Linked DNA regions of Homo sapiens: region 1 is linked to region 2. A link is a loop called in an ENCODE intact Hi-C map of the cell type or tissue named here. Cell type or tissue: OCI-LY7. All regions are shown on one strand. Each heading gives the region's core, and the rest is flanking DNA. Links, peaks and the distances in the headings are about the cores only.

What was found. Peaks named below come from ENCODE experiments on the same cell type or tissue, not always from the same donor. Only the 100,000 strongest peaks of a DNase experiment are listed, where the experiment ranks them.
Region 1: it touches region 2 in a loop (2.6-fold over the local background); 1 of 110 quality-filtered maps calls a loop at or near these places.

What each region holds. Positions count from the first base shown.
Region 1 is chr5:32,069,210-32,084,685 of GRCh38, reverse strand. PDZD2 (PDZ domain containing 2) reads right to left here. Exons shown (of 25, transcript NM_178140.4): 15 at 15,036-15,117; 16 at 13,268-13,302; 17 at 12,369-12,525; 18 at 10,043-10,854; 19 at 7,080-7,224. Among named protein-coding and RNA genes, the nearest start is that of GOLPH3, 97 kb to the left of the region's middle. In OCI-LY7, for the core only: CTCF peaks have their summits at 7,577, 7,781 (motif pointing right) and 10,050; a DNase peak (open chromatin) is centred at 7,795.
Region 2 is chr5:31,987,138-32,002,613 of GRCh38, reverse strand. It overlaps PDZD2 (PDZ domain containing 2), which reads right to left. Exons shown (of 25, transcript NM_178140.4): 4 at 6,896-7,038; 5 at 2,343-2,475. Among named protein-coding and RNA genes, the nearest start is that of MIR4279, 59 kb to the right of the region's middle. In OCI-LY7, for the core only: CTCF peaks have their summits at 7,525 and 7,724; DNase peaks (open chromatin) are centred at 5,495, 6,703, 7,433 and 8,873; H3K4me3 peaks cover 5,500 bases; H3K27ac peaks cover 4,702 bases.

The sequences.
Region 1 (15,476 bases), core at 3,794-11,793, 82 kb before region 2:
TTGGAGTGAAAAATGAAGTTCCATGAAAGCTCTTGGTTTGAGAATTAAGTCAAACCAACTCTTCCCCAAATATTATGTTCGTTCCACAGCTCTCACATAAAATCATCTTAATTGCATTTTTTTAACCTGCTGACCTTGCTATGTGAATAATTAAGAACTAATTATTAGGACTCAGCCCTGTGCTAAGAGGTTTTCCAATAATTAAGGAGTTAACACTGTGCTAAGAGTTTTGTACACATTTAATTTTCCTCCTAACACTGAGGTATGTCCTGTGACCATCTGCATTGGAAGGATGAGGACGGAGAAACAGCGTGGTTAAGCAATGTGTCTGAGGTCAGAGTTCACAGGTGGCAGAGCCAGCGGTCGCCCCAGGAAGCTGGCTCCACAGCCCATGCTACTGCCTAAACCCTGACTATGTGGCCTCTGTGTGGAGAGCCCTTGGCAATCAAAAGGTTGGATCGTCGAGATCCCCATGGAGACCGTACTAGCTACTAGCTTTCCAGGCCCACTGTGGAAGGCCAGGGGCCTGCCAAGACTCAAAGCCACGTGCTCTTCTCCTTCTCTGCTCAACCTTTTTTGAACTTCCCCTTAAGCATAATGTTCCTGCTTCTGGTGACAGCAAATATGGGCGGTAGTGCGGGTGGTGGTGGGGAGTAGCAATGACACAAAAGGAGGGGATTTAAACTCTGTTTTTAAATTTCATATTCAGGCCGTGGGCGGTGGCTCATGCCTGTAATCCCAGCACTTTGGGATGCTGAGGCCAGGCAGATCACTTGAGGTCAGGAGTTCGAAACCAGCCTGGCCAACATGGGGAAATCCCATCTCTACTAAAAATACAAAAATTAGCCAGGTGTGGTGGTGCACGTCTGTAATCCCAGCTGCTTGGGAGGCTGAGGCAGGAGAACTGCCTGAACCTGGGAGGCGGAGGTTGCAGTGAGCCGAGATCGAGCCACTGTACTCCATCCAGCCTGAGCGACAGAGCAAGAATCCGTCTCAAAAATAAACAAATTTCATATTCGCTCACTGAATAAACCTAAACAGGCAATTCATGTTAGCAATTTGACTTTATTGCAAAGTCTGTAACTTAAAAGGTCTTCATCTGAGGGAGACGAGGTTACACTGAGGCAGCCTTTGGTTGTCACCTTTCAAGACAACCTTTTCTCTGGAAACGTTCGAAATGCCCAATCATGGGAGGAAGGTTGACTCGTTACAGCACATCCGTGGGGTGGAAGGCCCAGCAGCCTCTCCAGGTGATGTCGGGTGTAGAAGAGCCTGCAGGATAGCAGTGCGGTTTCCTAGAGTAGGCTATGGGTGTGCTGACAGCAGAGTGGTCAGTGCGAGGGACAGCCTGCTAGGTCAGGCCCATGGGCTGAGGAGCAGTCTTACTGATGCCAGCAGGCTGCTCAAATATTATTTCGTGTGGATGTATGAGGTTTAAAAAGGTTGTTAGGTACTGGTGACTACCACAGTGGATTTTTTTTTTTTTTTTGGCAAAAAGACAAAAAAAGCACAGGACTATATATTTATTCACACCCATATACGCACAAGACTCAAATGATACAGACCAAAATATTAACAGAGGTTTTTCACTTGGGCTTAGCTGATTTTTATGCTATCTTTCAAAACTTCCCTCTCAATTGTAATTTCTTAAGTTTCTAGAATAAACATGTATCCCGTTCATAACAGAGTTAAACATTTAGTGACAAACAGGGGGCCTGGATTCCCCACACTGCTTCAGTTTCTCACAACAGCTTTGACAGCTTTTCCAACAGCTACCACCTCCTCTCGTTCTGGTTTCCAAGAGCCACCATTTAACAGACAGAGTCAATTGCTGCCAGAAAGCTAAATGGCTCTAAAATCAGACCTCACAATCAACACATCTTGGTCGGCCATTTGCTCCTGTGTTTCTAAAGTTTCTAAAACTTTCTTAGGAAAATCATGTGTGTAGGTATACATACACACATACATACACACACACGTATCTTACTGTGTATCATATACTAGGCAGATATATACACACATATATGTTTCTCTTAGGAAAATCACATACACACACGTAATATAACTTATTCAACATATTAGGTACCAGATTGTGTTCCAAATGCTACACATGAAAATGTCATTGATTCTTCCTCAACAACCCCATGAGGTGTGTAACTTAGGACAACAGTGACTAATCCAAGGTCCCTTCCCTGGTCAAATGTTGGGGCTCAGATCTGAGCCCTGGCAGCCTGCGTATGCCCCTGTGTGCTTAACCACCGTGCAGTGTACGGGTCATTTTGGATTTTTTTTTAATGATAAGGTATTCCTTCTTTGATCACTTATGCATTTTTGGATATTTCAGTTTTAAAAAAGATATGTTTTGGCTAGGCGCAGCGGCTTATGCCTGTAATCCCAGCACTTTGGGAGGCTGAGGTGGGTGGATCACTTGAGGTCAGGAGTTCGAGACCAGCCTGGCCAACATAGTGAATCGCCGTCTCTACTAAAAACACAAAAATTGGCCGAGCGTGGTGGTGGGCGCCTGTAATCCAAGCTACTCAGGAGGCTGAGGCAGGAGAATTGCTTCAACTCTGGAGGCAGAGGTTGCAGTGAGCCAAGATCGCGCCATTGCACTCCAGCCTGGGTGACAGAGGGAGACTCTGTCTCAAAAAAAAAAAAAACAAAGATATGCCAGGCGCGGTGGCTCACGCCTGTAATCCCAGCACTTCGGGAGGCCGAGGTGGGCAGATCACGAGTTCAGGAGATTGAGACCATCCTAACACGGTGAAACCCCATCTCTACTAAAAATACAAAAAAATCAGCTGGGCGTGGTGGCGGACGCCTGTAGTCCCAGCTACTCAGGAGGCTGAGGCAGGAGAATGGCATGAACCTGGGAGGCAGAGCGTACAGTGAGCCAAGATCACACCACTGCACTCCAGCCTGGGCAACAGAGCAAGACTCCGCCACAAAACAAAACAAAACAAAACAAAGACATGTTTTGAAGAACATCCTTCTTACATACTGGAAAGCAGCTATTTGTAATAACACTGGAAGAAGAACTGCTACGAGCACTCAAGTACTCAGCAGGACCAACTGGTCACAGATAGCCTTTTCATTGGGAAGGAGAGAGAAATACCTAAACAAAAGGAGACAGAAGCTCTAAAATCTTTTAGAGATCCGGTAATCGGGTATTTCAGATACACCCCAAAAGCCCTTGAGGGTGCCAGTGTGTCACTGCAACTCGATCAATCCTGACGAGGACCCTTAAAGAATTAAATGGTAACTAATATATTATGTTTTGACATGTTAACTAAATATAGCACATATATCATTGCCTGTTAAATATAATCAGTTCCTGGTCTAGCATTCCTGGCTGCTCAGTGGGTGTAAGGGACACATAGCTGCACCTTTCTCAAGGCTCATTATCTATGGGAAATCCAGAGAGGGCAAGGCAGAAAAGCATCCAAACATCTGCACCCACCGGGGTCAGTACAGTCACAGAGGTGCACAGAGCTCCAGGGAGTACGGGGCTGGGAGACGAAATTCTCTCTACACTATAACACAAGAGAACTTGACATGCAGCAACCCACTTACTTAAGGTACAAACCCGCGGTATTTTTTTTTTTTTTTAAGTTCTGGGATACATGTGCAGGATGCGCAGGTTTGTTACACAGGGAAATGTGTGCCATGGTGGTTTGCTGCACCTATCAACCCGTGACCTAGGTATTAAGCCCTGCATGCATTAGCTATTGATCCTGATGCTCTCCCTCCCCCCACCACCCCATCCGCAACAGGCTCCAGTGTGTGATGTTCCCTTCCCTGTGTCCATGTGTTCTCATTGTTTAGCTCCCACTTATAAGTAAGAACATGTGGTGTTTGGTTTTCTGTTTCTGTGTTAGTTTGCTGAGGATAATGGCTTCCAGCTCCATTCTTGTCCCTGCAAAGGACATGATCTCATTCCTTTTTATGGCTGCATAGTATTCCATAGTGTATATGTACTACATTTTCTAACACTGATGAAAACCTCAGTATTGACAAAAACTGGCCTACCTAGAATAAGAAATTCCTCAGTGGCAAGAAAGGAAAGAATGTACTGCATGAGGTTGCAAATAGGAAATGTTGGTTTAGTGAAAAAAACCAACCCTTTGCTGTCCCTCTTCTATTCCAAAGCAAATCTGGATTCCAAGAAAACTTCCAGAGGACCATTATGTAGAACATGCACTCTTAAAATGTATGAAGATACTGGCCTCAAATGAAGCCTTACTTTGAAAGGTGACATTGAAGGCTGCCTCAATGTAACTTCATCTCCCTCAAATAGAAACCCCTCACCCCCCACTTTTTTTTTTTTTTTTTTTTTTTGAGATGGAGTCTCGCTCTGTTGCCCAGGCTGGAGTGCAGTGGTGTGATCTCAGCTCGCTGCAAGCTCCACCTCCCGGGTTCACACCATTCTCCTGCCTCAGCTTCCTGAGTAGTTGGGACTACAGGTGCCCACCACCACGTCTGGCTAATTTTTTGTATTTTTAGTAGAGATGGGGTTTCACTGTGTTAGCCAGGATGGTCTCGATCTCCTGACCTTGTGATCCGTCCGTCTTGGCCTCCCAAAGTGCTGGGATTACAGGTGTGAGCCACTGCGCCCGGCCAAATAGAACCCTTTTTAACACTCTTTGCAGTAAAGTCAAATTGCTAACAAAAAAATGCTTGTTAGTGTTTGTCCAGCAAGTGAATGTGAACCCGAAAGAGAAACCAGAACCCACAGTAACAGCCTCATCACTAACAAAGGAACAAAGAGCCTCGGATCACAGAACAGAGACATCAGGGGCCTGTATTTTTTCTGTGAGTAGCCATCAGGGTATGGGATAGATATTCTGGGGTTTCACTTTTTTCTTTTTTTTTCTGAGACGGAGTCTCGCTCTTTTTGCCCAGGCTGGAGTGCAATGGCTCGATCTCGGCTCACTGCAACCTCTGCCTCCTGGGTTTAAACGATTCTCCTGCCTCAGCCTCCCAAGTAGCTGGGATTACAGGCGCCCGCCAACATGCCCAGCTAATTTTGTTTTGTATTTTTAGTAGAGACTGGGTTTCACCATGTTGGCCAGGCTGGTCTCGAACTCCTGACCTCGGGGGATCCACCCACCTCAGCCTCCCAAAGTGCTGGGATTACAGGTGTGAGCCACGGCACCCGGCCCACATTTTTATTTTGTAGGACAGCCCTAAAAAGGAAGGCTATCTTTTTTCTGTCTACCACCGTAGTTTGCTAACCAATCAGAAGGCAGGCGCTGAGACAGTAACAACCAGCCGACAGTTGCGGAGGACTGCCGGGACTCCCACAGAGCTCGACAAGTGGGATCACAGTCATCACCAGCCACTGAGAAGAGTGTCCCCTACCCACAGAGTGCAAGTTTAGAATCCAGATTTCCTTTTTTTTTTTTGTTTTTTTTTTGTTTTTTTTTTGAGACAGAGTCTCACTCTGTCCCCCAGGCTGGAGTGCAATGGCACAATCTCAGCTCACTGCAACCTCTGCCTCCTGGGTTCAAGCAATTCTCGTGTCTCAGCCTCCTGAGAAGCTAGGATTACAGGCATGCACCACAACACCCGCTAATTTTTTTATGTTTAGTAGAGGCGAGATTTCACTATGTTGGCCAGGCTGGTCTTGAACTCCTGACCTCAAGTGATCGGCCCCCCCTTGGCATCCCAAAGTGCTGGGATTACAGGCATGATGAGCCACCGCGCCCCACCAGAATCCAAAATTTCAATAAAGGTCTCCACTAACAAGGAAGCAAAGTCACTTAATTCAGTTGATTTTTAAAAATCATGTTTTACAATATTATTTTGTTCAACTACTAGATGATGGGTAGCCAAATTTTACATACACACATACACACCCCACACTTTTTTTTTTTTCCCAGAGATTGGGTCTAGTTCTGTCACCCAGGCTGGAGTGTAGTGGCGTGATCATAGCTCACTGCAGTCTCAAACTCCTAGGTTCAAGTAACCCTCCTGGTCTTAGCCTCCAAAGTATAGCCACATGCCACCACATCTAACTAATTTCCTTTTTTTTTTTTTTTTTTTTTAATTTTTGAGACACAGTTTCACTGTATAGCCCAGGCTGGAGTGCAATGGCATGATCTTGGCTCACTGCAACCTCCACCTCCCGGGTTCAAGCAATTCTACTGCCTCAGCCTCCTGAGTAGCTGGGATTATAAGCGTGCTCCACCATGCCCAGCTAATTTTTTTGTCTTTTTAGTAGAGATGGGGTTTCACCATGTTGGCCAGGCTGGTCTTAAACTCCTGACCTCATGATCTACTTGCCTCAGCTTCCCAAAGTGCTGGGATTACAGGCATGAGCCACTGCACCTGGCACCTAAATAAATACTGAGATAACTTCTGCCTCCACGATGTTACTTAATCTCTCATCAACACTTATGTGTGGTTTTTCAGTATCATTTCACTTGTCCTTTGTGGAGGTTTTTGTTGCCATTTCTCAGTGCATTTGATTTCACGTAGGCAGAGTGCTGTGATTTTGATGGGTGGGAAGTCCTTTTGATTCATCTCATGTCTTGTTGGTGTCACAAAAGGGTAAAAAGGGTCAACTGACTGAAAATGGATGTGTTCAACATGGCATGAAAACGATGAGTTTAGGCACAATGATATAGTAAAGGTGCTAAATGCAGGCAGTATTTAAATGTTAATTTGTGTAAAAGATTTTTCTCCTTAAAAATATCAATTTCCTTTCTTTCTTTTTTCTTTTTTTTTTGACAGAGTCTTGCTCTTGTTGCCCAGGCTGCAGTGCAATGGTGCCACCTTGGCTCACTGCAACCTCCGCCTACCCAGTTCAAGCGATTCTCCTGCCTCAGCCTCCCAAGTAGCTGGGATTAAAGGTGCGCACCACCACGCCCGGCTAATTTTTGTATTTTTAGTAGAGATGGGGTTTCACCATGTTGGCCAGGCTGGTCTCAAACTCCTGACCTCAAGTGGTCCGCCCACCTCGGCCTCCCAGAGTGCTGGGATTACAGGTGTAAGCCACTGCGCCTGGCCTGTATAATGCTTTCATTAGGGTATCTCCCCACCTACTTTAAGATTAACAAATGGGAAAATAATCTTACCAGTCATGGGTTGTTGCCCCAGCTCTGATGCAGCTTTGGGCAGGTTCTCTGTGAGGTGGCTGGCATCCAGATGGGACAGAGCACTGGCTAGTTCACAGCTGGTAGAGACACAAGCATCTCCAGTGGTCAGCTTTCCCAGAGATTCCTGGCACAATGACAACCACAAGCCACTTGAAATAACTTTCAGGCTTTCTGCACCGTAAGATGAGATCATATATAGAGAGCAGAGCTAGTTCAGGAAAAGGCAAAGGGGCCCTGGACTAGGAGCCAGCAGATCCAGATTGTGGGTTTAAGGTCTGCTAGGAATTAAATGGTCATATCATTCTTCCCCAAGCCTCCATTTTTTTCAACTCTAAAATGGGCATAAAACATTCCCAGTCTTACTCATAGAGCTTAAAAGAAGACGATTAAATGAGAACAGTTATAAAAACAGCACATATAAGGCTAGACAGATGTAAGGTATTGTTATTATATTGCATAGAGATATCCAAGACTATAACACTAACTCCTTAGTTTGGTAGTGAGGGAATGAACGAATCTGGATAAACAAAATTGACATTTCATATTTCAAGACTTCACTTTGGCTAAGTGTCCATTACTTTCTCTTCTTCTACCTAACATTCAATGCAATGAAATTCTAAAACTAACAGTTAAATCAGCTTCATGTGAAATTTATCCATTGTGAGTGATAAAGTGGCCCAAAGGTGGCAGCAGAGCACAGAGGTGAAAGGGATAATATGTCTTTCAGCAGCTTTGGTAAGAAATCTTTTCATAAAATGTCAGTTACCAGCTGAGGGAAACCTAGATAGAGTTTAACTCAGTTAATTTTCTATTTATTAGTAACACAAATGTAACATAAAAACAGTAGAGGAGTTTCAGAACTAGACAGAGGTGGTGGGTCATATTGCATTCTGAATGTACTAAGTGCCATTGACTTGTACATTTCAAAATGGTTAATTTCATGTTATATGAATTTCACTTCAATTTAAATCAAGTAGTAAATAAAAACAGAATTTAACTCACGTACCAAAAGAGGAAGGTTTTTTCTTCCAATATTTGAGGACATATACTTTATAGCAATCCATTCTATTTTCTTTCTCAGATATAAATAAAATCAAATTTTGTAACTAAAATTTTTATGAGAAAAATTAGTCTTGTACAAGTTTCAAATGCTGCTCAAAAGTTCATTCTGAGAGTATTAACTTAGAATTACAAAACTCTTATTTTAATAGATATAAATTATTATGAATAAAAACCCTAATTTGCCTTTATACAGTTATCCAAAACTTGTGATTTGTTTTTTTTTTTTTTTTTTTTTCTTGAGACCGAGTCTTGCTCTGTCACCCAGGCTGGAGTACAGTGGCACGATCTCAGCTCACTGCAACCACCACCTCCCGAGTTCAAGAGATTCTCCTGCCTCAGACTCCCGAGTAGCTGGGATTACAGGTGCACACCACCACACCTGACTGATTTTTGTATTTTCAGTAGAGACGGGGTTTTGCCATGTTGGCCAGGCTGGTCTCTAATTCCTGACCTCAGGTGATCCACCTGCCTCAGCATCCCAAAGTGCTGGGATTACAGGCGTGAGCCACTGTGCCCGGCCGATGCTTTTTAAAAGAAGAAATTTACCCAATGGCCAAACATTATATTTTAAAACACAGGTAGTGGTTGGAGGTAAAATATGATATTTGAGGAGAAGGAAAAAAGATGTGCATTTCTATTAAAACAAAAATAAGGTTAAAAAAACGACTTTTGCCTGGTATAGTTTTTATGACTTAGCATTTTCCAGGTCTATTGACATATATGTTTATATAAACCACTTGAACACACATCTATAATAATATGGCTTTATAAGTCATCTCAGATTCTTTGTTCAGCGAGAGAGAGAGAGAAGTTATTTATGTTAAGGAGATTATAAACAACATTGATTTCTCGTACTGTCTCCTTGATAAAGTAGAGGTATATTGAACATTTTTAAAAATGAACAATTTGATATTCTAACATACTCGTAACCAAGTAGTAACATAACCAATATTAACTTGCATTTAATGTGGTACATTATCAATTTCTAAGTGAATGCATTCCTGTTATTCCATATGATACCACAGCAAGGTTATGAGTGGCTATAATTATATATAACCAATGTAGAAATTTGGAAAAATATAAGGATCACTCATAACCTTATCAGCTGGAGGGAATCACTGTTAACATATATTTGATGGTCCCTCCAGCTCTGTGAGATGACCAAGGCAGAGAGCACCAGCCCAGAGAACTAAGCTCAGAAATGTTTAATAACTTGCCCAAGTTGTAACTCGACCAGTGCCAACTAGTCAGCAGTGGAGCTCATGCCAGGCCCATGGTTTTACTTTCCCTGTGCCACACTGCCTTTCCATCATTAGCCACAGGTGCTGTGTACAGGTAAGACAGAGATTCTATAGTATCTTCTGGCCAAATGATCTCATGACTAACCTGCTGATACATTAATAAGCTCCCTAGGCTGGGTGCGGTGGCTCACGCTTGTAATCCCAGCACTTCAGGAGGCCGAGGCAGGTGGATCACCTGAGGCCAGGAGTTCGAGACCAGCCTGACCAATATGGTGAAACCCTGTCTCTACTAAAAAATACAAAAATTAGCCAGGCGTGGTGGTGTGCGCCTGTAGTCCCAGCTCCTCGGGAGGCTGAGACAGGACAATCGCTTGAACCTGGGAGGCGGAGGTTGCAGTGAGCTGAGATTGCGCCACTGCACTCCCGCCTGGGTGACAGAGCGAAACTCCATCTCCAAGAAAAAAAAAAAAAAGGCTTCCAAGCAGTCCAGGTATTTAAGTGACTGACTCTGTTGAAAGATAATTCTCCAGCCATCATCCTTTCCCACTGGCAGCTTACCCATGCTTTACAACAGACTCCATCTTCACTCACACATATTCATGCACTTCCATTCCAAGTAACTAAGAGAAAGTCAGTTACCTTCTCCACAGCTCCACCTGGCTGAAAGCCAGCGACAGTCACTTTGACAGAAGTGGCCTGGACTCTCGAGTCCAGATCGCATGGATCATTGGCTCTGCCAGTCAGGTTCACTGTCTGTGAGCCACTGGGCTTGGCCTCAGCCTCGGATCTCTTGCAGTGGGGGCTTACCCTGGCCACTGGTCTGTGCCTGGAGCCCAGGCCTTCACTTTTCTGCTGGGGGGAACTGGGGCTCCCAGTGTTCGTCGGACTCTGGGTGTCTGTACGGACTGTGTATTCCAATTTGGGTGCGCTACTTGATCCTGACAGTTCCTTCTTCCACCAGCTTCCAGGGCTCCCCTTGGGGGCCTCTGCAGAGTCCGTGAGGTTGGCTGCATAGGACGCAGCATCCACCATGCCCTCTGGGATACTCTCCTCTAAGTCCACTGAGCTACCAAGAAGAGGTGCCGAGATGGCCTTGCTCACCAGTGTTTTCCGGGGTCGTTCCTCTTGGTTGTGGACGTCCATGCCCTTGGAAGAGGAAATTGAGACACGCCTCGGGTCATCCTCTGACAGAGGCCTGATGGGACCCGGGAGGGCCCCTGGGAGTGAAATGCAGTCCCCTTCTCTGTCAAACTCTTCCTCATCACTGGCATCGTTGGCATCGTAGCAGCCTACCTTCCTCTGGCGGAGGAGAGGGTTTCGGAGGGCCTGTGGGCTTCCGGGGAGACTGGCTTGTCTGGCAACTGTCACCTGCTTGTGGAAGAGCCCAGAAGCCCGATGGCTCCCAAGAGTCACGAGGCTGTTGGCTCTGGGTTTTCCAGGCTCCTTGTGAGCTGGTGGAGGTGGGGACAGAAAAGTCAAGTGAAATTGAGCTTCCCACTTGGCCCTGTCTTATCATCTGACCCCATCATTACACATAAGCATTTCCACATTCACTAACACCAGACACACAGCCTCAGCCACTGGACACAAGGCCTAGGCAACATGGCTTCCTGGAGGCTATATGGAGTAGATAGGCGGGCTATCTTTCTCTTTTCCCTACTGACCTACCCCCCCCGCCCTTTTCTTAAACCCCAACCTCTGGATTAACTCAAACGTGTGCTGTTGGAAGACAGAAACTTAATACTTCCACCTCCATGATTATCTAACACATTGTTAGGGTTTAACCTAAATGCTGCTGAGAATTCCTCCATAGAAGGATGCCTGGGGACTGATGACATGTCCCACACACCTGGGCTGCCTTCTTGGCCCCTTGAGGTCCTTCCTTCATCTGCAGAAAGGGAGGCTTGATTGACAGGCACGTGAGTGCTTTTGCAGCATGAACTGTCCTATGTCTTAAAGATACTCTAGAACAATGCCAACCTGAATCTGCAACGATTTTTATATCTTGTTAAATGCAGTGAAAAATTACACGTTTGCACCTTGAAATGTTTCTATAAGAACAGAGCAAACTCATTGATAGCTCCGAATGAGTCAGAGTGGTCGTCGCCTGCCTCTCCTAAAACAAGGGGATTTTCTTCTTCAGATGTTAGAAATTAAGAGGAAACCTCACCAGCAGAAAGAAGTCTGAGAAATCGGTATGGATCATATCAGATTATCATCTCATATTATCTCAAATTGATATATCAATGAGATTAAAAAAAAAACCTTTTGATAATATGTCTCTTATGAGTTCTTAATCTTTAATTTACAGCCTTCTACAAAGAATGAAGCTAGGGCCTGGTGAGGGAAGGGACCTGGAATCTGGCTGGATTCCCTAAAATGTAAGGGCATCAGGTTGCCCATCCTGATTTGATGCCATAAAATTCAAGACTACATTATGTAAAGGGCATTGAAAGGAGGTCTGGTTTAGCCACCATCCACCCCTGACTATAGAATGTGTATCCAGCCCATTTACTGAGTAACTGAGTGGCCAGTCACTAACAGTGGCTGCATTTTCCAAGAGTAAACTCTCAGGGTACAGCATTGTCTAATGGTGCGATCTCAGCTCACTGCAACCTCTGTCTCCCAGGTTCAAGCAATTCTCCCCACTCAGCCTCCCAAGTAGCTGGGATTACAGGCGCGTGCCACCACGCCTGGCTAATTTTTGTATTTTTAGTAGAGATGGGGTTTCACCATGTTAGCCAGGCTGGTCTTGAACTCCTAACCTCAAGTGATCCCCCCGCCTCGGCCTCCCCAAGTGCTAGGATTACAGGCGTGAGCCACCGCGCCCGGCCTGGTCTCCAGCTCTTTTCTCGTATTACAGCGCCAGGGTAGCTAAACCATTGTAGCCGCCAGCACAGAGGTGGAAACCAGTCACTGCTGACTGGAATGCAGAGCCCAGGCCCTCTGGGGCACCCCTGCTTACTGGAGGTGCTGGGAGGCAGGCTGCCCTCCTCCGACGTGCTGCAGCCACTTCCCGGGTGATCCTCGTCCTCAGAACCGGCCACCATGAAGTCTGACAAGGGGCCAGGGACATCGTGGGCAAAGTACTGGGAGAGTTCAGATTCAGAAATAAGGGAGTCCTGTTGAAGAAGAAAACATCCGATAACTAAGAAAACACAGCAGAAGCAGACTTTCAAGGGTTATTACGTCCTATCTTTCCAAGAACACTTCGTTCTAATCAACGGTCACTTGAAATAGCTGTGATAGTAAACACCAACCTCCATGTACCTCAGAACGGCTAAATTGACAACTAATAAATAAAAAGGTGACTGCTGCCAGACAATGTTTTTAGAGACTTTTTGTTTTTGGCTAAATTTTTGGCAATGATCGGAAAAGCCACAGCAGCAACACATCAGCCATCCCAGGAAAAACACTGGGGGGATGCGATGGGAAAGACAAATGTGATTCAAGCCAACCAGTCTAGCCAAATGGTGAACAAAAACCAGGGGAGTTTGAATCCTGCACCCTGACGCACTGAGACTCAGCAAGAGCCTAGCTGAGGAAGATTGCGTGGCCTCCTTAAAGCCCCAAGTCCTGACTCACGCTGCTTTATTATGGAGCAGTTTGAAAACTTATTTTGCAAACTGTAGTTCAGTTCTTTTATTTTGTTGCTCTGTTCTTTTCCTGGATAAGTGTTTAGCAAAAGAAACACACATTTTTGCATCTATTCTCAAATGAGCATTGTTGCGATTTCCTGTATAAAGTGGCAAAAATGACTCATGGGCAGAAACAGGGACTGGGCCCTCCGGCTTGACTTGTGGGCTCCAGGAATTAGTTTGTGGTCCAGCTGAGGGAGGCAGGTAGCAGTTCACCTTGACTCACCTTTTTTGCAAGAGAGGGACTCTTCAAGGGGGTACCTGTTGGAGGGAAAATTCACCATATTGTCAAAACAATAAAGCTCAAGTCACAAATAGGCTCACATCCTTAACTAGAAAAGGAGGCGGCAAACACAGTAAACAAAACTCCCTTTGCTTGATGACGGGCTGCATGCACAGGGTTAGACGTGCATGCAGTCTACCTGCGTACCTGATCCTCATCCCCATCCCATCTGCCATGATGCTTCAAGCCCTAACTCAGATGCTACTACCTGCATGATGATCCCAGTTAGAAGTAATTTCTTCTGAATTTCCAAAGTGTTTTATCCTACCCACACATCAACTTTCATGTACATCATATAATGTATGAGTGGATGTGTCTTGTCTCCCTTCTTCAATCTACAGAGCAGAAATGTTGACTGATCTGACCCCACGGAGCTGGATATTTATTTTCAGACGGAGTTGGACTCTTGTTGCCCAGGCTGGAGTGCAATGGCATGATCTCGGCTCACTGAAACCTCTCCTGTCTCAGCCTCCCGGGTAGCTGGGATTACAGGCATGCGCCACCACATCCGGCTACTTTCGTATTTTTAGCAGAGATGGGGTTTCTCCATGTTGGTCAGGCTGGTCTCGAACTCCAGACTTCAGGTGATCTGCCCGCCTTGGCCTCCCAAAGTGCCGGGATTATAGGCGTGAGCCATGGCGCCCGGCTCCATGGAGCTGGACATTGTACTTCATATCTACTAAGTGTTCGGTGATAATTGCTGAATGGATTGAATTATGAATGAACAAATGAACATCACCCAAGAAACTCATGAAAGAACTGAGAAGATGACTGAATATCTATTTTAGTTTTTAACTGTAGGGTGAAAAGGCTCAGGATTTAAACTATATGCCATGAAGCAGAAGGGACTTTGGGCATGAGGATTACAGCTTAATAAACTCTTTATAAATGATCAAGTGGAAATGCTGGGATTATGAGAGCACAGCTTTCAGGCAGGTCGGGATGATGAACTGGTTGAATAGAAAGCCTATGATGGCTATGTCCACTTCAAATGTATTAATTATGAATGTAAATAATCAGGGTATTTCATGATTGCCAAAAAACCCTATGCTTTCCTTTTCCTCTGACAACTAATAACTTATGTCTCAGTTCCTTTTCCTCCCAGGTAGCAATCTGAACGTCAGTATAATCTCAAGCTCAGAAATGTGTGAAGAGTCCCTTTAGGCTTCCATGCTAAAGGAAACTTTATTTTTAAGACTTGATATGTTTCATATTTTAAATTCATATGAAATTCCTACTATCTCAAGCCTTCTCTGCCTGAAGTTTTCCACTTGAGCGAAATCATGATTTTTGCTACCTCTATTACCCTTTTGAATGGAAACTTTTTAATTCATGTAAAGAAATCTCAGGCTTTTTGGTAGATAATACTCTGCATCTACCAAACTACTGAAATTCTGGGTATCGTTTCCCTTTCATCTTTAGCATTTTGAATGAATCAAGCATATATACATGCAACACTTCTAACTTACCTTTGCAAATTATTTGTAAGTACTATAAGAAGCATGCATGATTAGATCTTTAATGAAGCACATTAAATAACTGCAGAAATCAAAACTAACAGCCAAGAGAAAGCATAGACTGTCTTTGACAGCTACTTTTGCCAAACCTGATAATTACCAAGAATCCAATAATACTGCACTGGGGAGTGCCTGTGGGTGAACTTAATGAGAAACTCTTCTGAATGTTGAATGAAAATGTGAGATTACAGTACCTAAGCCAGGAGAGGAATTGGCCTCTTTGCTCTCCTGATAAGTGCTGCGTGCTATGACTTCATCCATTTCCTGCTCGGAAACCTGATTTTCAGCAGAAAGCAAAGATTAGATGGTTTTATTTATTTATTTCTCCCAATGAAAGTACCTAGGACCAGAGTCAGAGTCAAGTGCAGATAAAGAGGCAAACCACAGGGCCAAGGATTATGACCATCCTCCGAAGCTGTAACTCAGAGCATGTAAGAAGTCCAGCAACACACACATAACAAGACTTTTCAACTGGTGCCCAAGTTCATTAAGCAAAGCATTCAGTGCTATGATTACCAACAACACAGCTGATATCTGCCTCTCCGGAAAACTCACTTCAATTTTTTTTTTTTTTTTTTTTTGAGACAGAGTCTCTCTGTTACCCAAGCTGGAGTGCAGCGTCTTGATCTTGGCTC
Region 2 (15,476 bases), core at 3,440-11,439:
TGTGTGTGTGGTGTGTGTGTGTGGTATGTGTGAGGTGTGTGTGTGTATAAGACCCAAAGATGCTTTCAGGCTCCCACTTCATCTGGCAAAACAATGAACTAGTTTCTCCTTCTCTTGCAGCATTTCCCTCCTTGTGGAATTCACCAGCTGACAGAGAGAATCCCGGGGTTTGTTCTGCCGCCCCATTTCCGGCGAGGGGCTACAGACAGCCCACAGGCAGACGCTCTGGGTGAAGACATGCAGGGAGCGCGATGGACTCAAGAGACACCCCAAGGTGTCCCTTGGTACCTCTGGAAGAGGAAGAAAGGACCTATGAATGGACAGTGGTCTCAACGCCTACCTCCAGGGACTCAGACGCCCCCTCTTCCTGCCAAGTCTTCACCAGAACTCTGTAGATAGATTCTCTTTGGAAGTCTGAGAGTCTAGGTCAAGGGTTTGGGGTAAAAGGTGTAAAGAAAGGAAAGCAGATTTTTTGGATAGCCCAAAATGTTCTTCTAATCTATTTGTTCAATACTCCGAAAATCAGCAATCGATCTTGCAATTCAAGGGGGAAAATATAAAGAGACCTATGACGCCAGGTTTGAAATAACAACAGAGATCATGGAAAAAGGATTCCCCATATTAGCAAGAGCGTCATGCTGCACAGGGCTAAGAGGGTGTGGCCTCATCCTGTCCTTCCCGGCTGGAATTGGAATAAAGCTTCATGGCTCCACTTCACCAGTTCCTCGGTCACATAGCCTCTGCCCTAGTCTCATCAACAGCACATCGGCCTACAGCTAAGACACACGAGAGGTCACTGCCTCCTCTTTCTCACCAGGCCACATAGACGCTGCCCTAGTCTCATCAACAGCACATCGGCTCACAGCTCAGACACACCAGAGGTCAACGCCTCCTCTTTCTTACCACAGTTGTGAAGTCCTGCAGACTAGCCAGTGCTTTAAGAAGGAGATGCTGAGGCTCAGAATTGGGCACTATATTAATGCACTCTAGGGTGGGTGTGAAAGAAGCTCTGGCCTGCCTGGGGCGTCAGGACCTGTGGAGGACCCGTGGAGAAGAGGCGGCAGGGAGACAGGGGACAGACACTGGGCTGGGCGTTAGGGCCCGGGTCCTGGCGCTGCTGATGGCATCATGGCCTCTGCAAGACGGTAGTGGCCACGGAAGCTCTGCCTCACTGTCTCATTTGTAAATTGGCTGGGCAAACAGGATTCACAGCGCCTCCTCCAGCTCCAACACTCAAGAGGCCACAAGTGAGAGCAGAAGCCACAGGCTGCCCTCGGCGGCCCCTGAGCCTCTCTTCCCTTTCCAGCTGCCCAGGCTTCCAAGTCTCCTCTTCAGCTCCTCCTGGAAGAGCTGCCGCTCTCTCTACATTGTCCTTCCTTACCATTCTTACCTTTTCTTTAGCTCTGTTCTTTCCTTTCCATCCCCTAACACTGCAGTCCCTGACCTTTTTGGCACCAGAGACCAGTTTCATGGAAGACAATTTTTCCAAGGATGGTAGGGGCAAGAGGGATGGTTTTGGTATGAAACTGTCCCACCTCAGATGATCAGGCATTAGATTCTCATAAGACGCGTGCAACCTAGATCTGTTGCGTGTGCGGTTCACAATAGGGCTCGCATTCCTATGAGAGTCCAGTGCCGCCGCTGATCTGACAGGAGGCGGAGCTCTCAGGAGGTAACGCTGTCTCACAGGCCACTCACCTACTGCTGCGCAGCCCAGCTCCTAACAGGCCATGGACCAGTGCCCATCCACAGCCCAGGGGCTGGGGACACCTGCCCTAACATATACCTATAAAAACTCTTAAAGGGCCAGGCATGGTGGCTCACGCCTGTAATCCCAGCACTTTGGGAAGCTGAGGCAGGTGCATCACCTGAGGTCAGGAGTTTGAGACCAGCCTGACCAACATGGAGAAACCCCATCTCTATAAAAAATACAAAATTAGCCGGGTGTGATGGCATGTGGCTGTAATCCTAGCTACTTGGGAGGCTGAGGCAGGAGAACTGCTTGAATCCGGAAGGTGGAGGTTGCGGTGAGCCGAGATTGCGCCATTGCACTCCAGACTAGGCAACAAGAGTGAAACTCCGTCTCAAAAAAAACAAAAACAAAAACAAAAACAAAAACAAAAACAAAAACAAACTTCTTAAGGAAAGCCAAGTAACTAACTGCACTTCAGCTAAGGGTCTCCATATAGCGTTGCCCTGTGGAAGCAAGGCTGTTTCAATAGCCCAAGGCAAACGTACAAGTGCACACATGTCTTTGTGTGTGTGTGTGGCATGGGAGGTGGGGCTCAACCCCAACTCACCACTGCCACCATTACGAGTACCAAAAAACAAACACGACCTACCTTGCTGGCCACCACAAGCTGCACCATTCCCGTGGCGGAGCGAAGAATGGCCACTGCTTCCTCGTGGGAGAGCCCGACCAGTAAATGACCATTGATTACCAGCAGCTCATCTCCTAAGGACAGCCTGCCATCCCTGAGGAAAGGGAGATGGGAAAAAGATCCCTTGTCAAGACATTCTGGGCCTGAGAAGGGCCATTTTCTGGAGCTAGGGAGGGTTGTGAGGAGGGACGGTTAAGATTGGGCTAAAGAGGATACTGTGATGGCCAGAGGCAGTTGGGGATGCGATTGTTTATTCATGTGTCCAGATTCCCATCAGAGGATTCCCTCCATGATTTCAGGCAGTGGCTCAGCAATATGCACATTAAGGTCACCGGCCTACCTGGCATCAATGTCAGTGAAACTCCCATCCAGGTGGAGATGTTGATAGAGGAACCAAGACCCCAAGGTTTGAGGAGAGTCGAGTCATTCGTTTCTTAATCCTCCCTGCCATCCTGCCCTGATGACTGAGTCACTGAGCTAAGCTCAGAAACAGCAGAGGTATCCTAAGCCCACCTGCATTCCTTACCTAATGCACTGCACTCCTCTCTTCCCAGGGATGTGACCCTGACCAGATGTCCTCTGGGGCACCTGTGATTCACACTACACTACACGTGTCTCTATCTCCCAACAGAGTTACAGGTCCCAGAGGGTAAAGTCTCTCACTCTCGGCACCTTGTTTTCTTTTTTTTAAAGTATGTTTTTTTGTGTGTGTTTGTTTTTGAGACAGAGTCTTGCTCTGTCATCCAGGCCGGAGTGGAGTGGCACAATCCTGGCTCACTGCAGCCTGGAACTCCTGGGCTCAAGTGATCCTCCTGCCTCAGCCTCCTGAGTACCTAGGACTACAAGTGCGTGCCACCAGGCCTGGTTTCTGCTTCTTTTTCATCCTTGAGTCTCTCCAGCCAAGCTTCATGTACAGAAGGACGAATCAAAACAAACAAACAAAAAAAAAAAACAAATCCCGCCACCCGCCCCCCCCAAAAAAAAGCAATTAAGAAAGGAAAAGAACAAATAAACTGCCTAAACTGCTGTCACTGCAGGTATCAGACCTGGGCTACAAACACGGTGTACACAAACATTTTCTGTTTCTTTCCCTTAAATTAAATTATGCCTGACTCAACTTTCTTCCCATTGGGCTGGCAAGAGACTCAGGTGTCATGGGGACTGCCTCCCCTAGGGAGGGTCAGGGCTTGGCATGGCACACTGTGCCAGAGCACTGGACAGGCCCCTTCAATCGTGGTGAGTCAACAGTTCTGTGGATTCCACCAGAGCCTCCAGTGCTCTGATCTCCCAGGATCCCAAAGGAGCCAGACATGGCTGAATGTGGGATAGGAAAGCTGGTGAGGCAGAGGGACCTCGAGCCTCGGATCCCACCGCATCCTCTAGACCAAGCTTGGCCAACCTGTGGCCTGCATGTGGCCCAGGATGGCTTTGAACATGGCCCAACACAAATTGGTAAACTTTCTTAAAACATGATGAGATTTTTTGGTGATGTTTTTTAAGCTCATCAGCTATCGTTAGTGTTAATGTAGTTTATGTGTAGCCCAAGACAATTCTTCCTCTTCCAATGTGGCCCAGGGAAGCCAAAAGATTGGACTTCTCTGTTCTAAAGGTTCACATCAGCACCTAGGGTGCTGCCATGAAACACATGCACGCCTCCGACACGCCCAGAAGCTCCGTTTGTCTCCAGTCTCTAGGCTCTCCCCTGGCTTTCTTTCAATGAATCAACTGACTTCTCTCTTTCCATCCTTCCCTCCCCTTTCCTTCCTTCAACAGCTTTTCTCTCACTTTCTGTCTCCTTCCTCTAGGGCATGTGCCATTGTCTTTTCTATGAATTTGGGCTTTAACAGGAGACAGGAGACACCAGAGAATTCTGATAGTCTCTGTTTCTGTCCTTCAAAAATTCCTGAAGCAGAGAAATGCTAAGGGCCCCACTAGTTGTTTGGAATGGTGGGAGAAGGGGAATGGGAAGACCACAGAAGAAACAAGCTGGAATCTCAGGAGCTGTGTGGGTGGGCCACTCAGGAGCTGTTTCCTATGGGAGGAGAGGGATTGAGGAATCAAGAACACAATGGTTCAGACCAGTGTCCTGGGCTTACTAATTCAGAATGCCATCAAGACCATCTCCATCCCTTGGGAGGCTGAGATGGATGGATCACGAGGTCAGGAGTTCAAGACCAGCCTGGCCAACACAGTGAAACCCCGTCTCTACTAAAAATACAAAAATTAGCCGGGTATGGTGGCAAGCGCCTGTAGTCCCAGCTACTTGGGAGGTGGAGGCAGAAAAATCACTTGAACCTGGGAGGCGGAGGTTGTGGTGAGCCGAGATCGCGCCACTGCACTTCAGCCTAGGCAACAGAGCGAGACTTCACCTCAAAAAAGAAAAAAAGACCATCCCCACTCCCTTTTCCTATTTCCCTCTTTCATTTCTCTCATCTCCTGTTACTAACTAAAATGCCCCGCTTGTGAATCGTATAGCCCAGAGGCTCAAAGAGACACACACACACAACTCCAGGCTAAGAATGAAATGAAAAGGATGAGACCCAATAGAAATGGCTCAGATGGAAAATAGACAAGAACAGTTCTTTGTAAGTTTATCTCTGGGCACAGGAATTTCCTAATGGCCAACTTGTTAAAGGAAGACTAGAACTTAAGACCTATGATTAATGGGAAACTGTCTATCTGACAGGAGCTCCTCAAAACATATGTCATTTTGGAAGTTAAGTAATGCTCTTTGGAGTAAAAACCACCTAAGGTCTTAATCCTTCAATAATTACTACCACCCAGACAACTAACAATTGCAGTTAATCTTATCTCTACTTTAGTGATTAGCATCCTATTCTGTAATAAAAGAACTGATGAGCATAAAAGACTTTGCTGGTTTGTGCCCTGGTCCTCTTCTTAGTTTTCCATTCTTCAGACTATCTCCAGCTCCTTCAACTGTACCTCATGTGATATCCTTCTGTGTCCCCTCTCAAGCTTGGGCAGGCCAGTACCAGTCTGGTTTGCCACACCCCTCTTAGAATCAGGGTACCTGAGCTGAACACCAAGTTCCGGACTAGATAAAAGATGATCAACTCGCTTATCAACGAAACTCTCCTTTTATATGCCTACTGTATATGTGTGGGCATACAACATACGTACACGCCCCAGCAGGCCTTGCAAATAGTAGACACCCTATGTGCATGGAAGCAATTAGCTAGCAGTCAAGAGCCTGCCTGACATTTTGGGACAGCTACATCCTTCTTACTCAAAATAAACTGTTTTGCACATGCTCTAGCTAAACACCATTCCTCTTCCTACTTCCAGATCATTGTTCAGATTAAAAAATAAGTTTTTGTTTGTTTTTTTGAGACAGAGTCTCTTGCTCTGTCACCCAGACTGGCGTACACTGGCACAGTGATGGCTCACACTGCAGCTTCGATCTCCCGGGCTCAAGTGATCCTCCCACCTGAGTCTCCTGAGTAGCTAGGACTACAGAAGTGTGCCACCATGACCAGCTATTTTGTTCTATTTTATTTTTTAATCGAGACGAAGTCTCACTCTGTTGCCCAGGCTGGAGTGCAGTGATGCGATCTTGGCTCACTGCAATCTCCACAACCTAGGTTCAACCCATTCTCGTGCCTCAGCCTCCCAAGTACCTGGGACTACAGGCACAAGCCATCACACCTGGCTCACGTCTTTGTAAGTTTAGTGGAGATGGGGTTTCACCTGTTGGCCAGGCTGGTCTGGAACTCCTGATCTCAGGTGATCCGCCTCAGCCTCCCAGAGCACCCACATTACAGGCGCACCCAGCTGCTATTTTTTAATTTTTATTTTTTGTAAACACCAGGTCTCACCATGTTGCCCAGGCTGGTCTTAAAATCCTGGGCTCAAGCAATCCTCCTGCTTTGGCCTCCCAAAGTATTGGGATTACAGGCGTGAGCTACTGCGCCTGGCCTACAAAAGAAGTTTTGAGGTATGAATTGTTTTCAGATCGCAAGGAGAAAAATTCACATTTACTTAATTTCCCTTCCACATCTGCACGACAGAGATACATATATCTAAGTATGCCTGAAATCCTGATAGACCTGACAAGTGGAGCCCCAGTGCATGAACTGTGGTCGGACTGAAAACCAATCACTTTCCCGGGTCATTCGTCAAGTCTTACGGGAGTTAAGATCTTAGGAATGCGGTGTTCTACTCAGCAGCATATTCTCAATAAGTAGCCTCATATCATCTCAGCAAGTTAGGATACGTAACATTCACTTGAAACTAAAGCTGCACTATAAAGAGATCCACTCTCTCCTTGTTTTAGAAGATCTTGCAATATCTTCTGCAGTTAGCCACTTCCTGTGCTCAGAGGTGTGTTCAATTCGAACCACTCTTGCCTGGTTTCCTCCTGTGCTCCAGCATAATCTTTATGAACTATAATCGCCAGGGCTTTGAACAAGTGGAAGAGCACCTGCACCAGTGGGGAGGGAGAGGGAAGGAGAGGAGGCAGAGGGATGGGGGAGAGGGGAGAGTTATCTAGTCACCTGTGAGCGGCACCTCCTTCCTTCACTTGAGTGACAACGATAGCGTGAGGTGAGCGCTTTGATCCTCGGCCTCCACTAACCTGAATTCCCAGCCCATCCGATTCTTTGAGCAGCTCCATCTTCCATATTCGGCCAACTTCCTCCTTGGAAGAAAAAGTGAGCACACCATGAAGGAGGTTGACAGACACACGGCATTGACACAGGAGAACGGAGCTGTCACGTCTGGCCGAATATCCATCACTTGTCCACAGATATCACAGATTATCACAGGAGAAAAGAATTCTGCCGATTGGACCCAAGTCTCTGGCTGGCAGTGCTGTCCAATAGAACTTTCTGTGATCATGGAAATGTTCTATATTTGAGCCATCCAAGACGGAGCCACCAGCCACAGGTGGCTATTGAGTGCTTGCGATGTGGCTAGTGGCAACTGGGGAACTGAAATTTGTAACTGAATTGAATTCTAGTTAAATTTCAAGAGCCACCTGTGGCTAATGACTATGCTATGGGCAGCATAGCAAAGTGATTAAATTTCCTGAACAGGGTCCTGTTAGGTGAAGCTGCTTCTGCCTGAAACCCGGATGCCACTGTGCACGTCAACACTGGCTATTTCTGGGGGCCTTTGACTTCTGCACAGCTACTAATTAACAAAGATGAAAGGAAGGCAAAGCTCAGGTCTTGGTGCCAGGAGACTTCAACTAGTTGGAACCTAGCTCTGCCATTTATAACTTATGAAAGCCACCTAATGCTTAAAAGTCTCAGTTTCCTTGCCTCCAAATTGGGAATTTAGTATTTCCAGGTTTGTTCTTAGAATTAAATGAGACATTTGTGCAAATAGGTGGCAGTACAACACCCAGTAAATAAATGTTGATAGGTAACTATATTACTTATATATACACATATAAGCATATTTATGTTAAAAACACCATATTGAGGGCCAGGTGCTTTGGCTCATGCCTGTAATCCCAGCACTTTGAGAGGCCGAGGCAGGTGGATCACCTGAGGTCAGGAGTTTGAGACCAGCCTGGCCAGCATGGTGAAACCCCGTCTCTACAAAAAATACAACAAATTAGCTGGGCATCATGGCAAGTGCCTGTAATCCCAGCTACTCAGGAGGCTGAGGGAGGAGAACCACTTGAACCTAGGAGGTGGAGGTTGTAGTGGGCCAAGATGGTGCCACTGCACTCCAGACAAAGCAAGACTCCATCACCAAAAAAACAAAAAACACCATATTGAATTGAATCTCAAACTTCCTTAAAACATATAAATGAGACGTTTGGTAGAGAAACCAAAACAAAAAATTAATTGATGAATTTGATACCCACTGCCACAGACACTGGGCTGCACGTTCCCTAAATACATTTAAGAAATGCTTCAACCCCTATAAAAATCTTTAAAAAAAAAACAAAAAACAGGCTGGGCGTGGTGGCTCATGCCTGTAATCCCAGCACTTTGAGGAGGCCAAGGTGGGGGGATCACCAGAGGTCAGGAGTTCAAGACCAGCCTGTCCAACATCTCTACTAAAAATATAAAAAAATTAGCCAGGCGTGGTGGTGGGCACCTATAATCCCAGATACTCAGGAGGCTGAGGCAGGAGAATCGCTTGAACCCAGAAGGTGGAGGTTGCAGTGAGCCGAGATCACACCACTGTGCTCCATCCTGGGTGACACAGTGAGACTCCATCCCCCCAACAAACAAAAAAAACAAAAACAATAAATAAATAAATAAACTAATCAATGTCTCTAAGCCATCTGATTGCTGATAGCTTTTCCACCTTGGTTTATCCTCTGCTTGTCTCCTTACTTCACTCCAAGGACACACACATATGCTCACTGCAAAACTGTTGACTTCCCCCAAGTCCTTAGCTATTTAGAGAAATGAAAGCAAAACTTTCCAAAGTGATTTACTTTGGGGTCTCACTTCAGACTCACCCCTGTAGCTCTTTTTAGCCCTAGCTATATGGGCCTGAGTCACAAGACATATGAAACAAAAGCCATCTTCATATGAAACAAATGACATATGATATATGAAACAACATATGAAACAAAAGCCATCTGCTTTTAACATCCATCATGAAAAGTCCAATGGAACCGTTAAGGTACAACATGGACAAAGCCACCATCCCCCTAGAAATAGGCAACCTGCCTGTTCAAGCTGCTTGCAAAGGAGAAAGAATGTGTGGCATTTAGAAAATCTGAAATACACAGTCAGAAACTGAAATGAAACTTTATGCAACAGTAAAAAAAACAGATGTTGGGCAGTCATTGATGTGCAGCAATAGGAATGTCTGGGGAAATTATTAGCAGACAGAGACCTGTTGGATCCCACACTCCTTCGGGTAGCGTGCTGTTCGGTGGGGCTCCGCTATCCCAGGAACAGACGCTGGTGCCAACTGTCTCCTCCATCCCCTGACCACAGTCAAATGAAGCCTGTCTGGCCAAATGTAACTTCAGAAGTCACTGGCTTACCACAGTAGTTCATGAACTTGTCAATGATCTCTATTTCATCCAATCACCTCATTTTGGACTCTATGGTTTTTGGTTTGCTGCCTCTGACCTCTGGAACACCTTTCCCTTCCCCATTCAGAAACATCCTCCCTGGCCTTCGAAGTCTCTCATGGCTCTACTACTTCCAAAAAGCCATCCTTGAGGAGCAGTGCAACCACCAAGATGGCAACTTTCAACACTTCCAATGGGGCCCGATGGCCTAGTGGATACCATTGAAAAGAACAGAATCAGGGATGTGCTGACTGGATGTTGTCCTGGCTTTCTGGGCCTCCCACGCCAGCATAGGGAGCAGCCCTGTGGCGGCCTCACGGCACACGCGAGAGTAGGATGGTGGCTTTTTTTTTTTTTTTCCATGGAAGAGGCACACTTGAGAGAAGGATGCTGGCTGTTTTTTTCCGTGGAAGATATGCTCTGGCTGCTGGGGTCTAGAAGATGAGTGTTTCTTCCTCCCCCAGGACAGAAAAGCTGTGAACCTCTTTCCCAAGAGCAACAAGGACCATTCTTAGAGTCCAGAAATAAGAAAATCTATTTGGGTTTTAGCGCAAATTAGTAAAAACCTATCCATCCCCCTTACTAGTTTACACCACCATTCTTTTCTCCTTTTCCCCTCCTCTTTGTTAAACAAAACATGTAAGTATGGTTAACAAAGGATGTGACAATACTAGGTACATTCCTTTCTAATTTTTAAATACTTTTAGAAGTAGGACATGTGACAAGAAACATGCAAAACGATGTTCATGGGAATACAATATCAGCTCAAATGTATATATATATATACTGACAGAAGAGTTCAAGACACTTTCCATCAAGAGCACCCACATTTCCACTCCACTTGCCTGCCCCCAGCCCCAAACCACAAAACTCGTTAAAAATAAAGTCATGCAAAACACTTAACAAATAAAACTGGCTTCAGAGGGCAGAAATCACTAATCTGTAATACAGCCCCCAACTACACTACTCAAGAAACAGACCTTCTTTTTCACTTTTATCCGATAACATAATTTTTTTTTAATTGAAAGTAGGAGATAGGAGGGGAGTGTCCAAAGAAATTAATGCAAGTTTCCTCACCTTGGAATTTCTGATCATCTAATGAAGGGAGTTCAGAGGACTACAAAGGAAGACACAAGCAACAAGAAGTAAATGTTAGCAGTTTTTTTTGTTGTTGTTTTGTTTTTTTCTTTCGAGACAGGGTCTCACTCTGTCACCTAGGCTGAAGTGCAATGGCACAATCTTGGCTCACTGCAACCTCTGCCTCCTGGGTTCAAGTGATTCTCCTGCCTCAGCCTCCCGAGTAGCTGGGATTACAGGTGCACACCACCACATCCACTCAGCTAATTTTTGTATTATTAGCAGAGACAAGGTTTCACCATATTGGCCAGGCTGGTCTTGAACTCCTGACCACTGGTGATCTGCCCACCTCGGCCTCCCAAAGTGCTGAGATTACAGGCGTGAGCCACCGTGCCGGGCCCACAATTGTCAGTTTTAAAGGTATTTGCCTACAGCAACGTTCAGTAAAAAATAAATCAGTGTCTGATATTTACTAGGCTAAAACTTGTACTGGCCAAAATCTAACAGGCCAACTTAAATATAACGATATTAAGGATATTTCCAACTGCCTCCTTAACAATTCCACTTGGGTATCTGATATACACCTTAGTACAATCAAAACTGGACTTTTTTCCTCTCTTACTCCTGGCTTTCCCATCTCAATGCAAACAGCATTATCCTCTACTCAGGCTAAAGATGATCCACAAGCCAAAAGTCCGTGAAGTATCTTTGATTCCTTCTGTTTAATCTCCCACATCTGAACCACGAGCACCATCTGTAGAGTCTACTTCCGAAATAGATGCCAGATCCACCGACTTTGGCCTTCTCCTCTCCCTAACCTCCCCCGTCAAAGTGACCAGCATCTTTAGCTTGGGTGACCACAATAGCCTCCAGTTTGGTCTCCCTTTTAAATTTCACCTCCTACAATCCATTATCCTCCATCAAACATCCAAGGGGAAGGTTTAAAAAACATAGGCTGTGATGCACTCAGCATAAGCCCTCCAACAACTTCCCACAGGACCGAGAATAAGGTTCAAACTCCAAGGTGGCATATGCGAACCTCTGTAACCAGCCCTGCCCACACCTCCTGAATCATCTCCTGGTGCCCAGTGTCTTTCTCATGGAACACTCTGTCATTCCTGCCTGAGGGCAGATGCTTTGCTGGTTCTTCCCTGGGAACATTCTGCCCCGGATTATGCAGGGCTGCCCTTTTCTGACACTCAATCCTCAGCTCAAACATCGCCTCTTTACTGAGATCTTCCTGCTCTGACACCCAACATCAACCAGCCCCCTGCCCATGACACTGCCCGGCCAGCTTTCACTTCACCCTGTTTTATTTCATTGACTCATCAGCTTCTGACACTGTGATTTGTGGATTTGCTTATTTATTGTTTGTGGTATGCTATAAATGCTGTGAGATAAGAACCTTGTCTGTCTTGTTTACCAACTAGTTCTCTAGCAATTAGAACAGTGTCTACCACATTATAATATCCCATAAATAGCACTGAATGAACAAATATAGAATGTTTATCCGCTAATCTTACAGTTCCATGATGGTCCTTGCGACTGAGGTTAAGAAGCTCACACAGATGGGAGATCTGTCTGTTTGCCAGTGTTCATTGTGTGAACCCTGGTCCAGTTGGAGAGACCGAGTTCTGCAACAGACCCTGTCTAGACAGATGGTTTGGGCATTTGTTTTCTTTTACATTAGCTTAAAGGGCAACAAGACTTTGTCAGCCTATTGAGAAAAAGCCAAACCCTGAAAAACTGGATGCTATGGACTTCTGCACTAATGTTGTTGGAGTGTTACCCTTTCCTGTAAACTGCCAATTACTGCGTGAGTTCACACATGTATCCCTTCACTGAAGCCAACGAAGGGATTTATTTACCAAAACAGGAGCGGTACATTAAAGGGAGCTGTCTCACAGCATTTAAATGACCTCATTACTGCTGGAACCAAAAATAAAACTTTATAACAGCAACTTTGCCCCATATGTGAGAAGACACAATCCAACCAGAATCTTGCTGCCGTAAATACTCCGGCGCTAGTTGCAAACCTTTTCTGAAACCGTTTGCTTACCCCTTCTTATTCAGAATGATCAGTAAGAAATGGGTGAGCATAATGTCAGAGCTGGAAGTCCCTTAGTCATCAGACCAAAATGCTCAGTTTATAGGTGAGAAAACAGAAGGCCAGAGAAAGGCCGCAGCAACCTGAAGGCCACAGTGCTGGGGATGGCAGAACTGAGGCAGGAACTTCAGGGTCCCATCTCCCAGGACTAGTATTCTTGGGGCCTTGATTAATAAATACCTACAAGGCACTGAGCTAAGACGGGAAACAAAGACAAAGAAGGCCCCGCCCTGCACTATTCACAATAGCAAAGATACAGAATCAACCTAAGTGTCTATCAATGGCTGACTGGATAAAGAAAATGTGGTATACACCAGGCCAGGTGTGGTGGCTCATGCCTGTAATCCCGGCACTTTGGGAGGCCGAGGCAGGCAGATCACTAGAGGTCAGGAGCTCGAGGCCAGCCTGGCCAACATGGTAAAACCCCCTCTCTACTAAAAATACAAAAAATTAGCTGGACATGGTGGCGTGTGCCTATAGTCCCAGCTATTTGGGAGGCTGAGGCAGGAGAATTGCTTGAACCCAGGAGGCAGAGGCTGCAGCGAGCCAAGATCGCGCCACTGCACTCCAGCCTGGGTGACGGAGTGAGACTTCGTCTCAAAAAAAAAAAAAAAAAAAGAAAAGAAAATGTGGTATATACCACAGAATACTCCTCAGCCATAAAACAGAATTAAATCATGTCTTTTGCAGCAACATGGATGGAACCAAAGGCCATTACCTTCAGTGAAATAACTCAGGACACAAAGTCAAATACTCCATGTTCTCACTCATAAGTGGGAGGTGAACAATGGCTGTCCGTGCAGAGTGGAATAACAGACACTGGAGACTGGAAAACGGGGAAGCAGGGTGAGAGCTAAAAAATTATCTATCAAGAAAAATGTTCACTATTCAGGTGATGGGCACGTTAAAGCCTGAACTTCATCACTACGTAATATATGTGTTGAAGAAATCTGCACCTCCATCCCCCAAATATATAAAACATTTTTAAAAAATCAAAGGCTTTGCTCTTAAAGTCTACTGGGGACACGATGAGCCAAATGGTAATTGGAATACGTCGGGCTCGGGCATGAATGAAGACCAGCAGAGGGTACCGCAGGAGACCGAAGAGGAGATGGCTAATGACAGAGCAGGCGGCAGGAATGTCACAGAGACCTCCTACAGGAGGGTGTCTTGAGGCTTGGTCCCCTAGGAAAGGTAGAAGCTAAGCGACGTGGGAGAGGGGAGAAGAAACCAGGTAGTGAGCGGAGCACTCGCAAAGGCTCAGAGGTGACACTAAGTATGGTCTTTGAAAAAGCTTGCAGTGAATTCACTCCAAATCAGGGAATAAGAAACTGGATATCAGGGATAGCTTCCAGACGGGGGTTAGTTACCAGAAAGGACAGGCCATGAGAAGCTTGCAACTTTCTGCCCTACCCCCATCTTCTGGAGTCAGGGGAGAAATGCTGGATTTTGAGTTAACAAATGATCATGCCTTCAGGATGAAGCCTTCATACAAATCCCTAGAGTATGAGGTTTGGAGAGCTTCCAGGATGGTGAATACATCCACATGCCAGGAGGGTGAATACATCCACATGCCAGGAGGGTGATGCACCCCCCCCACCCCCATCTCCACAAGGACAGAAGCTCCTGTGCTGGGAACCCTCTGGACCTCGCCTTATGTAATTCTTCATCTGTATTCTTTATTATATAATAAACTGGTAAAGGTAAAAAAGAAAAAAAGAAAGCAGTGAGAGATGGAGGCAGACAGTTAACCAGGAATCAGATAATAAAGGGCCTCAAATGACATCCCAATGTGTTTGGTAACAACCACGAAGGCAAAGTGGACCCACCAAACGGGTTTCAGCTACAGTGTGCGTGTGTGTGCATGCACATGTATGTTGTGCACCTATGTGTATGTGTGTGAGTAATGAGATGTGCTGTTTAGAAAGGTCCCTCTGGTGGCAGTTGGGACAGTGGATGAATGGGATAGGAGTGGGGCGATGTCCCGGGTAGGGGAGTACTGTGACAGCCCAGGGGGCAAAATGAAAGCAGCCTAGCCCTGACCTGAAGTTATGGGAGTAAAGAGAGAGGCAGGTTGAGCTGCAGGATTTCAAAAGGAGCTACAGTTGAGGGGACTTGGTGATTGACCAGACATGGCAGAAGGCAGTGGGCAGTGCTTCAGGTGACTCCAAGATGACCAGCTGTCCCACTCTCCCTAGGACGGAGGGTTTCCCAGGATTTTCAGTGAGAAACCAGGGGAAGTTCTGGACAAACCAGGATGGTTGGTCACCCCCAATGAATCTCATCAAACTTCCAGCTTGGGCAAACTTTGGGGATGGGGAGACCTGGAGCACTGGAGTGGGTTCAGCGGTATGGGAAAATGATGTGCTGAGTTTTAGGCATGATGTGAAATATATCCAAGATGGAGACATCCTGCAGGCAGTTGGCACAAAACTCAGGGGCTCAGGAGAGAGCTGAGGGCTCAGACACAGACTTGGGAGATGTTACCATGTAGGACAATGTGAGTTCACCCAGTGACCAAGGGGGCTTCCTGGAAAAGGACCATCCTCAGGCTGCCTCTGATGCAAACGTGAGGGCTCATCAGGGAGATGTTCTGAGTGTGATGCTCCTTCTGAGTTTTCTACTCGTTTCTGCAGATGCAGATCCAGGAAGCCTGCATGAGGTCTCTGCTGAACCACTTACAGAGGAGGCATAGGAAAAGGGTCTGGTAGTGTACAGGGTAGATTACGATTCCTAGGGAAAGACCACAAATGTACCCATAGACATACCCATGCCAGTCATGAATAAACTTGTCTGCTTGGCAAGTGGTAGGGTTCTTTTTTTGCTATGTGACTACATTTGGTTGTATTCATTTTCAACATGTAGCATTACAAAAATACATTACATTCTATATAAGCAGACT